Regions from separate parts of the Homo sapiens genome. Here region 1 is linked to region 2. The links are chromatin loops, found by intact Hi-C in ENCODE. Cell type or tissue: PC-9. All regions are shown on one strand.

Region 1 (8,000 bases), 69 kb after region 2:
CTGTGGTAGGTTGGGAGAGCATGGTGCCTGCCCCGGACATTGTCTGCGGGACACCTTCATCGTTAGGGTCACAGCGTCCAGGCTTGCTCAGGACGGTCTTGGGCGATGTCTGTCCCGTGTAGTTAGATAGGATCCCTGTCCCTCTCAAAAAGTGTCCCAAAAGTGGGAGTAAGAGTTATATAGTCACTGTGACTCAGCCAGTGCAAGAGCTGGAGCTCCTTGAAGCCCACAGATTTTCAGTCTCAGGCATCCTTGTGTGGTTGCCATGGCCACCAGGTGTCCAATAATAGGCCTTGTTCTCCCAGCTCCGGCCCACGGAGTGTCCATACCTTCCCCCACCACCCTGCCCGCTGCTGACTGCAGCCAGTGGGGGCCCTGGGGCCTGTCCCAGGCATGAGCAAGGTCCTTGGGCGCTGTCCCAGGCATGAACAGGGGCTTTGAGGCCGTCGCCAGCGTGGTGGGCAGCGCCCTCTGCCTGTGTCTTAGACGCATGGCCAGAGCAGTGCCTGGTAGCGCCAGCTCCACACTTGCAGGGAGGGATCCATTTGGAAGTTCGCATCTGGTGTCAGTTTCCCTGTGAGACACGGTGGTCGGGCTTTCACTCCAGTTTGGCGCCAGGTCTGGGGGAAGGACCGTCTGCTTGGGTGGGGCGCAGTCGGGCCAGCCTTTGTCCCAGCGCCACTCGCCTGCCCTGGAGGTGGCTGTCAGGAGCACCCCAAGGAGGAGAGGGGCTTTGAGGTCGCAGGTGAGTGGGCAGTGGAGCCGTCACCCTGACGCCTCAGCCCTCCCCGGGGGCACCCTCAGCTGGGTGGCCTCTTAGAAAATTTAGGTTGTTTTGCTGCCCTAGAAGACTGGATGCTCTAGAATCATCTCTCCTTTTGCTGTGGGCCCACCTTCATAGGGTCCTGTTGTCCCGTGACGGCCTCGCCTCCTTCCAACTCCTCTGCCTTCATCCCAGGGTGGACGGTGTCCTGGAGGGACTCATCGGATCCGCCAGGAGCTCAGCGTCCTGGGTAGAGGTTTCTGGCCTCTCAGCTTCTCTGTTTTGTCTCACAACTTTCTCTTGCTAATCACTTTCATGCATCAGTTTGCGAATGGATTCTCCAGCTCTTCACTCATAAATAACTCCTTCCAGAAATCTAGTGAGGAGGGAAAGTGAAGGATTAAAACAAAATCCTCACTTCTGGATTTCTGCTTTAATGTTAGAGTTGGCAGCCCTCCGTCACATAGGCCTGAAGCACCAAGGATGTCTCAGAAGCACTCAGCCTCCCTCCTTGCATATCAGCCCCTTCAGTTTCTCTCTCCTTTTTTCTTTTGTGACAGGGTCTTGCTCTATTGCCCAGGCTGGAGTGCAGTGGCTCAATCTCAGCTCATTGCAGCCTCGACCTCCTGGGCTTAAGCGATCCTCCCACCTCAGCCTACCTGGGAGTACATGTGCACACCACCATGCTCGGCTAATTTTTGTATTTTTAGTAGAGACAGGGTTTCACCATGTTGCCCAGGCTGGTCTTGAACTTCTGACCTCAAGTGATCCGCCTGCCCCAGCCTCCCAAAGTGCTGGGATGACAGGCGTGAGCCACCGTGCCCAAGGACCCCCCCCAGTCTCTTCCCCAGATGACCTTGACCAGGGCTGCTGTGCCATCAGCCCTGTGCCAGGATCCACTCCCATCCAGGAGGCCCCTGTCCAGGCTGTGTGCCTGTCTGTGTGTGGATGTGTCTGTGTGTGGGTGTGTATTTATGTGTGTTTGTGTGTGCCTGTGTGTGGATGGGTGTGGGTGTACTTTTATGTGCATGTGTGTGTGTGTGTACATACGTGTTTGTGTATTTGTGTATGTGTCTGCGTCTCTGTATGTGTCTCTGTGGGGTAGGTGTGTGTATGTGTATGTGTCTGTGTGTGTGGGTGTGTGTGTCTGTGGGTATTTGTGTGTCTGTGTATGGGTGTGTATTTGCATGTATGTATGTGTGTGTGTGTTTCTGTGGTGTGTGTTTGTGAGTGTGTCTCTGGGTGGGTGTGTATTTCTGTGTGTCTGTGTCTCTGTGTGGGTATTTGCATGGGGGGCTGGGTGTATATTTGCGTGCATGTGAATGGGTGTGTGGGTGTGTGTGTGTGTCTGGGTGTGTGGGGAGGTGGGTGTGTATTTGTGTGTGTATGTATGTATGGGTATGTGTGTGTGCGTGTCTCTGTGGATGGGTGTGTATTTGTGTGGGGGTGGGTGTGTATTTGCGTGTATGTGAATGGGTATTTGTGTGTGTGTCTCTGTGTGGATGGGTGTGTATTTGTGTGTGTGTGTCAGTGGGTGTGTATTTGTGTGTCTCTGTGTGGGTGGGTATTTTTGTGTGTGTGTAGGTATTTGTGTATGTGCTTGTCTGTGTATGTGTGTATGGGTGTGTATTTGTGTGTGTCTCTGGGTGGGTGTGTATTTGTGTGTATGTGTATATGGGTGTGTATTTGTGTGCGTGTGTGTCTGCATGTGTATTTTGTGTGTATGTTTGAATGGGTGTGTATTTGTGTGTGTGTGTGTCTGTGTGGTCCTCAGAACCCCCCACATTTCCTGGCAGTGGACAGCACGAACGCTCCTTGACCCCCACGGGCAGGGGAAGCCTGCTGAGCCTCTTTTCTCTCCGAGGCATCCGACTTCTGCCAACGGTGAGTTAGAAGGAAGGGGCCTCAGCCAACAGCAAAAGCTACAGAAGGATTTTCCGCGCCTGACCTGGACTGTGGTGCGCACACAGCCCTCTTTGTCTTCTCTTTCTCTGGCCCCTCACACAGGTGCTGTTTGTAGAGGACTTACAAGACTGGTGCTTCTGCTTGTGAAGCCCCTCCTGCCTGGGGCTTGTTGGAAAGACACAGAGGGTTCACCTGGTGCCTGGGCCGGGGGGTGGGTGCGGGTCCGAGGGGGCGGTAGGGGCAGACGTGAGTCCAGGTGACATTCAAGGTGCTCCACTTCCTCCAGCAGCTCCTCTTAGGTTCCAGCTGCCTGGCCCACTCTAAGTGCACGGCAACCAGCACCAGGTGTCTCTCAGTGGGACCCCCAGTTTGCTGGTTGGCCTGTCTGTGGGCCCAGTGGCCTGCAGGAGGCCTTGGGACTAGTGACACTGTTTAGAGACAGGTCGGGGCGGGAGCTGCACAGTTCAGTGTTGTGTAGGAGGAAACAATTCAAACGCCCCTGCAAGACTGAGCCGGTCTGGGGATGAGGAAGTGGCCACAATGGACGCAGGTGTTCCAGAAGGCTGACAGGCTGACTTCTGTCCAAAGGCCAGAGCCGCTCGGGATTGGGGAACGTTTGGCCAAGGGTGACAAGCAGGAGCAGAGGCAGGGACCCAGCGTAGGACGAGCGGTTCCTTCCTCACCCTGGAGCCCAGGGTGCAGGTCTGGCACGCACCTTGTCTCTGAACTTGTAGTGAGTCGATGCCTTGTCTCTGAACTTGCAGTGAGTCGATGAAAAGGAATTCTCAGGATTACAGCAGGCTCTGCCAGCGGCACTGTATGCATGTGGACCTCAGAATTCCAGGACAAGAAAATCACATGTTGTGGTGGCTGAAGTATTTGGGCACTTGGGACGCAGGGACTCTCAGGAAAGAACCTCCCCCGACAATGGTGGGACTGGGCCAACACCTGAGCAGGAAGTGGCAGGAGGACTGTGGGATTGCGGTTGGAATTCCATGACTCACTCGCTCAGCCTGGGCTTCCTTGTCTTTAAAAATGTGAGATTAACACCCACCGCAAGGGTGTTTGTGATGATTAAATGAGGCAGTCCTTGTGTAAGCACTCACCATTGCGCCTGGTCCAAAATTGGATCGTGATGAATGCTAGTGTCTTTTCTTTCCTTTCCTTTTCTTTTTTTTCTTTTCCTTTCTTTCTTTTTCTTTTTTCTTTTTCTGAGACAAGGTTTCACTCCTGTTTCTTAGGCTGGAGTGCAATGGCGCGACCTCAGCTCACTGCAGTCTCTACCTCCTGGGCTCAAGTGATTCTCCTGTTTTAACCTCCCAAGTAGCTGGGACTACAGGCCCACGCCACCACGCCTGGTTATGTATTTTTGTAGATTGTAGAGGCAGGGTCTCGCTGTGTTGCTTTGGCTGGTCTTGAACTCCTGGGCTCAAGTGATCATCCGTCTCGACCTCCCAAAGTGCTGGGATTACAGGTGTAAGCCACTGTGCCTGGTCCCGCTAGTGTGTTTTCTGTCCATCTATCCCCTCACCCACCCACCCACTTATCCATCCATCCACTCACCCATTTGTACATCCATCCACCCGCCCACCCATCTACTGACTCATAAATTCATCCATCCATTCATGCATCTACCCACTCACCCACCCACCTACCCACCTACCCATTCACCCACCCATCCATCCAGCCATCCACCTATCCATCCATTATTCCACCCATTCACCCACCCACCTACCCATCTACCGACCTATCCATCCATTTACTGACTCACCCATCCATTCATCCACCCATCCATCCACCCACCCATCAACCCATCCATCCATCCATTCATCCACCCACCCACCCACCCACCCATCCATCCATCCATCCATCCATCCATCCATCCACTCATCCCAGAACACAGACGATCCAAATCACAGGAGACTTACTAGCACTCTAGTAATATTGGCACACATACTCAAAACACATTCAGCAGAAACTGGATTCCACCAGCAGTGCTTGGGACTCAGCTCTTTTCTATTTTCTTTTCTTTTCTTTCTTTCTCTCTTTAGACAGAGTCTTACTCTGTCACCCAGGCTGGAGAGCAGTAGTGCAATCTTGGCTCACTGGAACCCTCCACGTCTCATGTTCAAGCGATTCTGCTGCCTCAGACTCCTGAGTATCTGGGATTATAGGCGCACGCCACCATGCCCGGATAATTTTTGGATTTTTAGTAGAGACTGGGTTTCACCATGGTGGCCAGGCTGGGCCTGGAACTACTGACCTCATGAACTGACCGGCTTGGCCTCCCAAAGTACTGGGATTACAGGCGTGAGCCACTGTGCCCGGGCCAAAATGTTTTCTTAAATGTGTTCTGTGCCTGGGCTTGGATTATCAACACGTTGAATGGCAAGTCTGATCACCATAATTTTGAAGTGGTGACGGCTGTAAATTTCAAGGTGTCTGTGACAACAGTATTTGATGTGGTCATTTCATGGGTGTTGCATGTGAGGTCACATTCATACCCGAAGGAAACATGAAATTTTCAGTCAAGGGCAATAAAAAAAAAAGAGGTAATTTCCCCCCCCCCATCCCAGTTCATGGATTCTCTGAATTTTGATTTCTGATTTTTGTCCACAGACCCCAGGTTAAGAAGTGGCTCTCAACCAGCATTTAAAATTAAATAAAAATAAAAGTAGAGAAGAGAAAAAACGTCTGTGTGTATTTCATGCAGAAAGATGAAACTGGGTTGGGAAATCTTTGCCTAGGTCTGGTGTTCAGTGGCCAGACTTTGCAGCTTGGTCACCTCAAGGTGGACCTCCAACTCTACCTCTAACGGCTGCGTGGGACAAGTCACTTTGCTCTCAGTTCCTCTGTTTCCTCATTTTGCAAATGAGGATAATTGAAGTCCTGTCCTTCAATTGTTGTGGGTGGGGACTTTGGGTGGAGCCCCTGAAATAGGACCTGGCCCTTCCCGTGATCACTGACTGGCTGTTGCATTAGATGATCACTGGGCGTTTGGCTGTTGCATTAGATGATCGCTGGGTGTTTGGCTGTTGCATTAGATGATCGCTGGGTGTTTGGCTGTTGCATTAGATGATCGCTGGGTGTTTGGCTGTTGCATTAGATGATCGCTGGGTGTTTGGCTGTTGCATTAGATGATCGCTGGGTGTTTGGCTGTTGCATTAGATGATCGCTGGGTGTTTGGCTGTTGCCTTAGATAATCACTTGTCTGTTTGGCTGTTGCATTAGATGATCACTGGGTGTTTGGCTGTTGCATTAGATGATCACTGGGTGTTTGGCTGTTGCATTAGATGATCACTTGTCTGTTTGGCTGTTGCATTAGATGATCACTTGTCTGTTTGGCTGTTGCATTAGATGATCACTGGGTGTTTGGCTGTTGCATTAGATGATCACTTGTCTGTTTGGCTGTTGCATTAGATGATCACTTGTCTGTTTGGCTGTTGCATTAGATGATCACTGGGTGTTTGGCTGTTGCATTAGATGATCACTGGGTGTTTGGCTGTTGCATTAGATGATCGCTGGGTGTTTGGCTGTTGCATTAGATGATCGCTGGGTGTTTGGCTGTTGCATTAGATGATCACTGGGTGTTTGGCTGTTGCATTAGATGATCGCTGGGTGTTTGGCTGTTGCATTAGATGATCGTTGGGTGCTTGGCTGTTGCATTACATGTGTTGCTTCCTGTGTCTCAAGTAGGATCAATTTCTCTCTGTGGATCATGGTCCCAAAGGACTGAAAACCCCGTCCCTGGAGGCCCCTGGAGCTCTGATCTTGGCAAGTGCCCATGTGGGCTTGGAGGCTTGGGAAGGGGACATGAAGAATGGGCCAGGTCCAGGGCTTGTACTGATTTCCTGTTGCTACTGTGACAAATTACCCCAGCCATCTGCATCTCCTGTCTTTGCTCATGTTGAGCCCTCAACCTGTAATCCCCTCCTCCCTTTGTCTCCACTTGGCCAATTGTCCTTCATCCTTTAAGACTTAGCTCAGACATTGCCTCCTCTAGGAAGACTTCCCTGAAGCACATCCCTCTCACCTCACCTCTGGGCAGGTGCCTACGCACAATGACCTGCATGTGTCCCCATCCATGCAGATGGCAAAGTGAACTGCCACTATCTGCCTCTGCACCAGCCCCCACCACAGTGTATACGCACTCAGCTGAAACCTGGCCTCTTCTTTATACCCCCAGTGCCAGGCGAGCCTGGTGAGGACACGGCCTTGGCAAATGTTTGCTGAGTGAATGGATGAGTGAGTGGCTTCCCTGAGGCCCCTTGAGCACTCAGAGAATCCCGGGACTGAGTGGCCAGCAGAGGCCCGCTGGGTGGGCCTGGGGTGAGGGACAGTGGGGAGTGGCGGCCTTGAAGCCTGACTCTTCAAAGATTGTGGGACTGGCACAGAGATCCACAGCACCTCTGAGGGGGTGGTGCTGCTCTCTTTCTGTCCTCGGCAGAGTCACCTTTGCCCTACCCCTCATCTCAGTTCACTGGGCTGCAGCACTGGGGACTTTGTCTCCAAGGAGCAGGGAAGGCTTTGGTTGTACCCCAGATCCAAGGACCAATCCTGGATGCACTGATTCTGCAGAACCTTTATTTATTGGTGGATTCAGATTCAGCGTCCCGACTCAGTTACTCCAGTACCATCAGCCACCACCACCCAGATGGCCTCAGCTCGGATGGCCCCATACCCCACCCTAGCGACCCACGGGTGAGTTTGCTGAGTATGTGAGATTAACTGGTGGCTCAGTGGTCGGCTCCTCTAGTGGATAATTCCATTCAAAGCCAATGCTCTTGATGCCAAGGAGTTGATACTGGCCATAGATGCCCACCAGCACCTGCCCCTCTTGGCTGGGGTAGGCAGAGGAGATCTGGCCATCAAGCTTCCCAAAATAGAAATAGCGGTCCTTGCTGGTGTACATGACCATACCCCGGAGGAAAGCTTGGAAGGCGACAAAGACTTTTGTGATGTATTCGCCTGGCTGCAGGGTGACTTCCTGGGTATTCCCACCTAAGGCTCCCAGTTTCACGTCCCAGGAGTCTCCAAGTTTCACCTGGACACTGGGAGAGAGGCAAAGCTTTGGACGTCCAGATCTGGGATGGCCCAGCACATCCCGGGTCCTCAGCGCCCCCATCCTCCTTCCCGGGATGCAGAGAGTCCAGCACCATCAGACTTTGGGTCCCTGACACAGACTCACTGGTCACCAACCCTGATTCTACCACTTTTGGGCCCTGTGATCTTGAGCTCGTTACCCAGCCTCTCCGGACTCAGTTTCCCCGTCTGCAAAGTGGGTGTGACTTTTGGGAGGAGTCACTGAGATCCTGGTGAGGAGAGCTGCGTG
Region 2 (8,000 bases):
TGGTCTCAATCTCCTGACCTTGTGATCTGCCTGCCTCGGCCTCCCAAAGTTCTGGGATTACAGGCGTGAGCCACCACGCCCGGCCGCAATTATTATTATTATAATTATTTTGAGGGGGACTCTCGCTCTGTTGCCCAGGCTGGAGTGCAATGGTGCGATCTCGGCTCGCTGCAAATCTGCCTCCGGGTTCAAGCGATTCTTCCGCCTTAGGCTCCCGAGTAGCTGGGATTACAGGTGCGCACCACCACCCCGGCTAATTTTTTAATTTTTTAAATTTTTTTTTTTTTTTTTGAGACGGAGTTTCGCTCTTCTTGCCTAGGCTGGAGTGCAATGGCGCGATGTCAGCTCACTGCAACTTCTGCTGTGGGCGGCAAGCCACCCAGGCGCCGAGGCAAGAGACTGAGGACACAAGCTGTTCCAGTATAATAAAATATAAAACAAGAATAGTTATACCAGATATAGATCTTAGACATGATTATATATGAATATCATTAATCATTAGTTTGTAGTAATTACTCTTTATCCCAATATTATAATAATCCCCGCTCTATAATCATAACCTAGGAAAAACCAGGCCATACAGAGATAGTGTAGCAGGACGAGTCGCAGACAAAACTCCTCAGACACCGGATTAAAGAAGGAAGAGGTTTTTTTATTCGGCCGGGAGCGTCAGCAGACTCGTGTCTTAAGAGCCGAGCTCCCTGAAAAAGAAATTCCTAGCCCTTTTAAGGGCTTACAACTCTAAGGGGTCTACGTGAAAAAGTCGTAATAGATCAAGTAAGCATGAGGAACGTGACTGGGGGCTACAAACATCAGTTAACAGAACAAAAAGTTTTATAGTGCTTTCTCATACAATGTCTGGAATTTACAGATAACACCAGTAGTTTTGGTCAGGGGTTAATAATAATATTATTATTTTAGCCACCAGGGCCGGGTGGTGGCGCCAAGGTCGTCTAGCTATTTATCTTACTTCTGTTTCTTTCCAACTTTTTGCTTTCTCTCTTTTCTCCTGTCTTATAAACTAGGGAAAAGGGGAGGTTGGGGAGAAACTGGGAAGGACAACAGGAGAAGTGGTGGCCTCATACCATAATAGGAGCTGAGGGGACACAGTGAGGTGTGACCAGAAGACAAGAGTGCGAGCCTTCTGTTATGCCCGGACAGGGCCACCAGAGGGCTCCTTGGTCTAGCGGTGACGCCAGCGTCTGGGAAGACACCCGTTGCCAGGGGGACCATGGTCTAGCTGTAGCGAAAAGTGTCAAGGAACAACACCCGCTACTTAGCAGACCAGGAAAGGGGGGGGGGGTCTCCCTTTCCCCGGGGGAGTTTAGAGAAGACTCTGCTCCTCCACCTCTTGTGGAGGGCCTGACATCAGTCAGGCTTGCCCACAGTTATCCGGAGACCTAACCGTCTCCCTGTGATGCTGTGCTTCAGTGGTCATGCTCCTAGTCTGCCTTCATGTTCCATCCTGTACACCTGGCTCTGCCTTCTAGATAGCAGTAGAAAATTAGTGAAAGTACTGAAAGTCTCTGATATGCAGAAATAATGGTGTAAGCTGTCTTTCTCTTTGTCTCCTCTCTCTCTCTGCCTCGGCTGCCAGGCAGGGAAGGGCCCCCTGTCCAGTGGACACATGACCCACGTGACGTTACCTATCATTGGAGATGACTCACACTCTTTACCCTGCCCCTTTTGCTTGCATCCAGTAAATAACAGTGCAGCCAGACATTCGGGGCCGCTACCGGTCTCCGCACATTGGTGGTAGTCGTCCCCCGGGCCCAGCTGTCTTTTCTTTTATCTCTTTGTCTTGTGTCTTTATTTCTACACTCTCTCATCGCCGCACACGGGGAGAGACCCACAGACCCTGTGGGGCTGGTCCCTGCACTCTGCCTCCCGGATTCAAGTGATTCTCCTGCCTCAGCCTCCTGAGTAGCTGGGATTACAGGCATGCGCCACCACGCCCGGCTAGTTTTGGATTTTTAGTAGAGTCTGAGTTTCTCCATGTTGGTCAGGCTGCTCTCTAACTTCCGACCTCAGGTGATCCACCCACCTTGGCCTCCGAAAGTGCTGAGATTACAGACGTAAGCCACCCCTCCCGGTCTTAATTTTAATTTTTACTAGAGACGTGGTCTCCCTATGTTCCCCAGGCTGGTCTCAAACTCCTGAGCTCAAGCGATTCTCTCTCCTTGGCCTCCCAAAGCATTGGGAAACAGACGTGAGCCACCCCAGTCAACCTCCTTTTGGGATTCTTGCAACTTTTCTGTAGGTGAGAAATTATGTCAAAGTAGAAGCTAGATAAAGGAATACTCCCTTCATCCCCTGAGCATTCCACGAGGTGAAATCCTCCTTTTCCCATTGGCCCAGCCACCGCCCAGCCCGTGGCCATTGGTCCAGCCCTCGCCCATTGGTCCAGCCCCGGCCCATCCCTCGTCCATTAGTCCAGCCCTTGCCATTGGTCCAACCCATCCATTGGTTCAGCCCCGCCCATTGGTACCGCCCCCTTCCATTGGCTCAGACCCCGTCCTTTGGCCCCGCCCTGCCCATTGGCCCTTCGCTCGCCCATTGGTCTAGCCACGCCCATTGGCCCAGCCCATCCCTCGCCCATTGGTCCATCCCCGCCCTTTTGTTCCACCCCTTCCGTCGGCTTAGTGCCCGCCCTTGGCCCGGCCCGCCCATTGGTCCAGCCCCGCCCATTGGCCCAGCCCCGGCCCAGCCCTAGCCCATTGGCCCCGCCCCGGCCCAGCCCTAGCCCATTGGCCCCGCCCCGCCCATTGGTTCAGCCCCACCCATTGGTTCCGCTCCCTTCTATTGGCTCAGCTCCGCCCCTTGGCCCCACCCCGCCCATTAGTTCAGGCCCCATTCATTGATGTCCAGCACTCGCCCATTGGTCCACGCCTTGCCCATTGGTTTAGCCCTCGACCACTGGCTCACCGCTAGCGAATTGATTCGGTCCCCGCCCACTGGTCCCTCCCCTGCCCACGGGCCCCGCCCTTCCCGCTGTCCCTTCCTGGCTCAGCGCGCGCCAAGGACACATTCTCCAGCAACGCGGTGCGGTACCGGGCTGAGTCCAAGCGCCAGGAGCCGCGGGGTCCTGGTTGCTGTTTTCCTGTGACGCTTGGCGGCGGCGGCCAGAGCGGCCCCAGCACCGTGCCCTGGGCTCACTGCGGCTCTCCTATCACCCAGGGGTCGTCCCGGTCCGCCCGCACTCTTCTCTCCGCCCGACCCCCCTCTGGCTGCGCGTCCTCGGCTGGCTCGGGGAGGGCGCCGCTCCTCCCTGGGAGACCCCAGGGAGACCCGCCTCACGGCCTGCGCACCTCCTCTCGCTCTAAAGCGGCCGCTGGAGGAGCCACAGGTCTGGCGGGTCCATGTCGAGGTGCCCTGGGCTCCCGCACGACCCCACGGCCTCCTGCGTCCCGCACCTCTTGTGTCCTGCAGCCGCCCGCGTCCTCTCTGGGACCCCTTCCTTCCGAGTCCGTCCACATCCCCGGCGGTTCCTCTGAAATCCGCACCCCCCAACCCCGGAACCTCGGCTCTTCCGCGCGCTCCTCGTCCCCGCATCCTCAGCCCCTAGATGTCCTCCGCGTTCTGTATCCCCCTGCACCACACCGCTCCCTCTCTCCCTGCCCTTCGCACTAGGACCCTCAGGGACCAAAATCGTCCAAGATGCCTTCCCTGGTGTCGAGTTTATGTTAAGGGGTTGGGTGAGGAGACCAAAAAGCAGTGGATGTGGTAACCACAGGGGCGCCGTGTGTCCGAGTCGGGCGCCTGTCGGAGGAAGCGAGACGGGAGGAGAGGCTGCGGCTCGCGCCCTGGGCAGCGACAGTGTGGACGCCATTGCAATTTCCCAACGGCTGCCACCCGCAGGGTCAACACACAGGCCCCCTCCACCCCTCCCAGTCGCCCACCTCCCATCCCTGCAGAAGCCACCTTAGAGCCGGTGTCTGGGCCGTAAGGAGCCCGGGTGGGGGTCAGGCGGGTGGGCGGAGCGGGACTGAGGCTGCGGGGCGGAACCGCACTCCTGGCTGCCAGCACTGCCTGGGTCCTGGGGAGGCTGCTGGGCCGCCGCTGAGTCCGCGCGCGCCCTCTCCCGGCCGTCAGGAGCATCGGCCAGAACGTCTCCAGATTCCGGCCCTGAACCCGGATGAGGCCCTGCCCAGCGCTCGGTGCTGTCCAAGGAAAATGAGACCTCGAGGTGAAAAGCGCAGAGGCTGTGCACGCTAGGGCCAAGCGGAGGACGCGTTATTACTGTTTTCTTCTTGATGATAAAACCAGGTGTTGACAAATGCCGGAGAGATCGGCATTCGCAGGACGTGGGTTGAATGTAACTTGCATTCTTCCAGTTCGGCAATCTCACTTCTAGAACTCTGTCCTAGGAACATACGAGGCTATTTCAGGATTGCTTACAACCTGGAGGCAACCGGGATGTGTCTGGCCACTGGAGCTAGTGGATTTCACGCATCCCTGCAGTGGGCATCAAGCAGCAAAAAGAATGTTGTGCAGCATTCATAAGAAGGAAGACATTTGTAACACATTATGAAAAAACATATGTGGGCCAGGCACGGTGGCTCATGCCTGTAATCCCAGTACTTTAGGAGGCCGAGGCGGGAGGATGACTTGAGGTGAGGAGTTCAAGACCAGCCTGGCCAACATGGCGAAACCCCGTCTCTACTTAAAAATACAAAAATTAGCCAGGCACGCTAGCGCGCGCCTGTATTCCCACCTACTCGGGAGGCTGAGTCAGGAGAATCACTTGAACCCGGGAGGCGGAGGTTGCAGTGAGCCGAGATCTCCCCACTGCACTCCAGCCTGGACGGCAGAGCGAGACTCTGTCTCAACAACAAATGTGTGGCATCACCTTGATTTTCTGAAAATAAAAAAATTTTAAAAATATATATTTTTTGGCCGGGCGCGGTGGCTCACGCCTGTAATCGTAGCACTTTGGGAGTCTGAGGCGGGTGGATCACCTGAGGTCGGGAATTCGAGACCAGCCTGACCAACATGGAGAAACCCTGTCTCTATTAAAAATAAAAAATTAGCCAGGTGTGGTGGTGCATGCATGTAATCCCAGCTACTGGAGAGACTGAGGCAGGAGAATCACTTGGACCCAGGAGGCAGAGTTTGTAGTGAGCCAAGATCGCACCACTGGACTCCAGCCTGGGCAACAAGAGTGAAACTCTGGCTAAATATATATATATAGCCAGAGTTTATATATACAAATATATAAATATAAATATATATAAATATATAAATAAATATATATAAATATATAAATAAATATATATAAATATATATAAATATGTATAAATATAAATATATATATAGCCAGAGTATATATATTATATACACACACACACACATATATTTTTTAAAATTTACCTCTAAGTAGTGGAATTACTGGAGGTAATTTGTAATTTTTGTCCCCTTTTCAAAATTAAAATTAATGACATCTACACTCAGCAACCACACACATGGGCGGGGGGCACCGTTCTTGGAGCTACTGCAATACCAGGTCGATGCATGGAGTGAACTAAGTAAGCTGCTATTGCAACCCCCTCCTACAAAAATCCACTTTATATACATTTTTTTAGACAGGGTCTCATCATGTCACCCACTCTGGAGCTCAGTGGTGCCATCATGGCTGACTGCAGCCTTGACTTCCTGGGCTCAGGCAATCCTCCAGCCTCAGCCTCTTGAGTAGCTGGACTATAGGTGAGCTCAGGTGATCCTCCTGGCTCAGCTTCCCCAGTAGCTGGGACTACAGGCACGCACCACCACACCTAGCTAATTTTTGTATTTTTTTGTAGAGTCAGTGTCTCACTATGTTGCCCAGGCTGGCCCCCACTGGGTTGGCCTCTGTCATACACCCCGCGGCACCCAGACTCCTCGGTGGCCCTTAGCCTCAGGTTCATAGACTCATCAGTCAGGGATTTCTATGTTTCCTCTGTGGCTCTGCGGGGGATGGGTTGTGACCTGTTTACCACTAGATCCCGGGAACCCTGCTTGGGCCTGTACATCAAAGTCCCCAAGAAGTGAAGGAGCAAGAAAGTGGCAGAATTTTTAAAATTTTCAATTTAATTTAAAAAATTAATGTTTTAAAATTTGTGTTTGGATTTAAAATGTGAATGGATATCCATAATTGCATTTTTTTTTTTTTGAGATGGGGTCTCGCTCTGTCGCCCAGGCTGGAGTGCAATGGCATGATCTCGGCTTACTGCAACCTCCACCTCCTGGGTTCAAGTGATTCTCCTGCCTCAGCCTCCCGAGTAGATGAGATTACAGATGCCCACTGCCACGCCTGGCCAATTTTTTGTATTTTTTAGTAGAGACAGGGTTTCACCATGTTGGCTAGGCTTGTCTCCAACTCCTGACCTCAGGTGATTCACCTGCCTCAGCCTCCCAAAGTACTGGGATTACAGGCGTGACCATGACCGGCCATAATTGCAATTTTTTAAACAGTTATTTGTTTTTTGAGATGGAGACTCACTCTGTCACTCAGGCTGGAGTGCAGTGGTGTGATCTCAGCTCACTGCAACCTCCACCTCCCGGGTTGAAGCCATTCTCCTGCCTCAGTCTCCCGAGTAGCTGGGACTAGAGGCACCCACCACCACACCTGGCTAATTTTTGTATTTTTTTTTAGTAAAGACGGGGTTTCGCCATGTTGGCCAGGCTGGTCTTGAAATCCTGACCTCAGCTGGTCCGCCCGCCTCAGCCTCCCGAAGGCAGGGATTACAGGCATGAGCCACTGCACCTGGCCTATTATTTCAATTTTAATATCAAATTGCTAACACTAGGCTGGGCACGGTGGCTTGTACCTGTAATCCCAGCACTTTGGGAGGCCGAGATGGGAAGATCGCTTGAGCCCAAGAGTTTGAGACCAGCCTGGGCAACACAGCGAGACCCCATCTCCTCAAAAACTCAAAAAAGTAGCCTGCCTGTAGTCTCAGCTGCTCAGGAGGCTGAGGTGGGAGGATGATTGCTTGAGCCTGGAAGGTCTGCTGCACTACAGCCTGGGCAACAGAGCAGGACCCTGTCCCTGTCTCGAAAAAAAAATAAAAATAAAAGTAAAAATAAAAAATAAAGAACAGGAGAGGGGCTCCGGGATATGGGTGGCAAAAAAAGGCAACATGGGGTCCTAACCTGGCCATTTTTGTCCTCACTGCTCACTGGGATGTGGTGTGGATGATGCTGGGTGATATCACGGAACCAGCGGCGATCCTCTCAGGCACACTCGCATTAACATGGCTATGACTGGGAAGGGTGTGCTCAGAGGTGCAGGCAGAATGGTTTTGGAGTCTGCTGCCTGCATTTGGATGGTTTGGCAAAAGAGAAGTGTGTGGAGGAGAGACAGAGGGAGGGAGAGAGAAAAAAGAGGAGAGAGAGAGGGAAGGAGAGCCGGGGAACCCAGGCCAGGGCGATACAGTATGCACTGCGTGCTCCTGCAACTTTTATGCTCCAAATGTTTCAAAATAAAACCAGAGGGTGAGGAAAACAGTGATGTGGCCAGGCCCAGTGTGCAGGCTCCAGCTCCCCAGTATGCGTCTCCCTCCCGGCCGACTGCCAGCGCCACTGAAAGACTCAGGCCCAGGGCACCTTTGTCATTCCCCCAACTCCACTAAAAGGTGGCAGCAAAAATGCTCCCCCGCTCCCGGCCCTGCTGCTCCACAGCCACCCCTCACTGCTGGGTAAGGCTTCCCAGGCAACAGCAGGAGGGGCCCGATGGTGCCACACTGAGTACAGGGCAGACGCGCCCCACAGTGACCCTGCCCTCTGACCCACCCCGGCCTCCTCTTCCTCACTCCCACTTCTTGAGGTTGCACCCGAAACGTCCTGCCCTGACATCCTCAGGTGTCCTTAACATCTGACAAGAACAGACAGCCAAGGGTACTTGGGAACAGGCCTGGAGCAGTGGCTCACACCTGTAATCCCAGCACTTTGGGAGGCCGAGGCAGGCAGATCACCTGAGGTCCAGAGTTCCAGACCAACCTGGCCAACATGGTGAAACCCCA

Evidence for each region. A loop is a pair of places that touch in the nucleus more often than their neighbours do. Peaks named below come from ENCODE experiments on the same cell type or tissue, not always from the same donor. Only the 100,000 strongest peaks of a DNase experiment are listed, where the experiment ranks them.
Region 1: a loop joins it to region 2, with 4 times the contacts of the local background. A loop is called at or near these places in 17 of 110 quality-filtered maps.

The regions. Positions count from the first base shown.
Region 1 is chr16:2,831,515-2,839,514 of GRCh38, reverse strand. It overlaps ZG16B (zymogen granule protein 16B), which reads right to left. Exons shown (of 4, transcript NM_145252.3): 4 at 7,239-7,719. The coding sequence ends at 7,356. It overlaps LOC124903628 (a long non-coding RNA gene), which reads right to left and starts at 3,597. Exons shown (of 2, transcript XR_007064946.1): 1 at 2,793-3,597; 2 at 1-1,139. RefSeq lists an enhancer at 2,683-3,882. In PC-9, a CTCF peak has its summit at 3,770; a DNase peak (open chromatin) is centred at 3,554; H3K4me3 peaks cover 1,286 bases; H3K27ac peaks cover 2,639 bases.
Region 2 is chr16:2,900,424-2,908,423 of GRCh38, reverse strand. No RefSeq gene overlaps it. Among named protein-coding and RNA genes, the nearest start is that of FLYWCH1, 7.5 kb to the left of the region's middle. RefSeq lists silencers at 1,130-1,199, 2,366-3,185, 3,856-4,085 and an enhancer at 2,800-3,300. In PC-9, CTCF peaks have their summits at 838, 1,043, 3,861 and 4,063 (motif pointing left); DNase peaks (open chromatin) are centred at 2,483, 2,893 and 4,093; H3K4me3 peaks cover 1,976 bases; H3K27ac peaks cover 881 bases.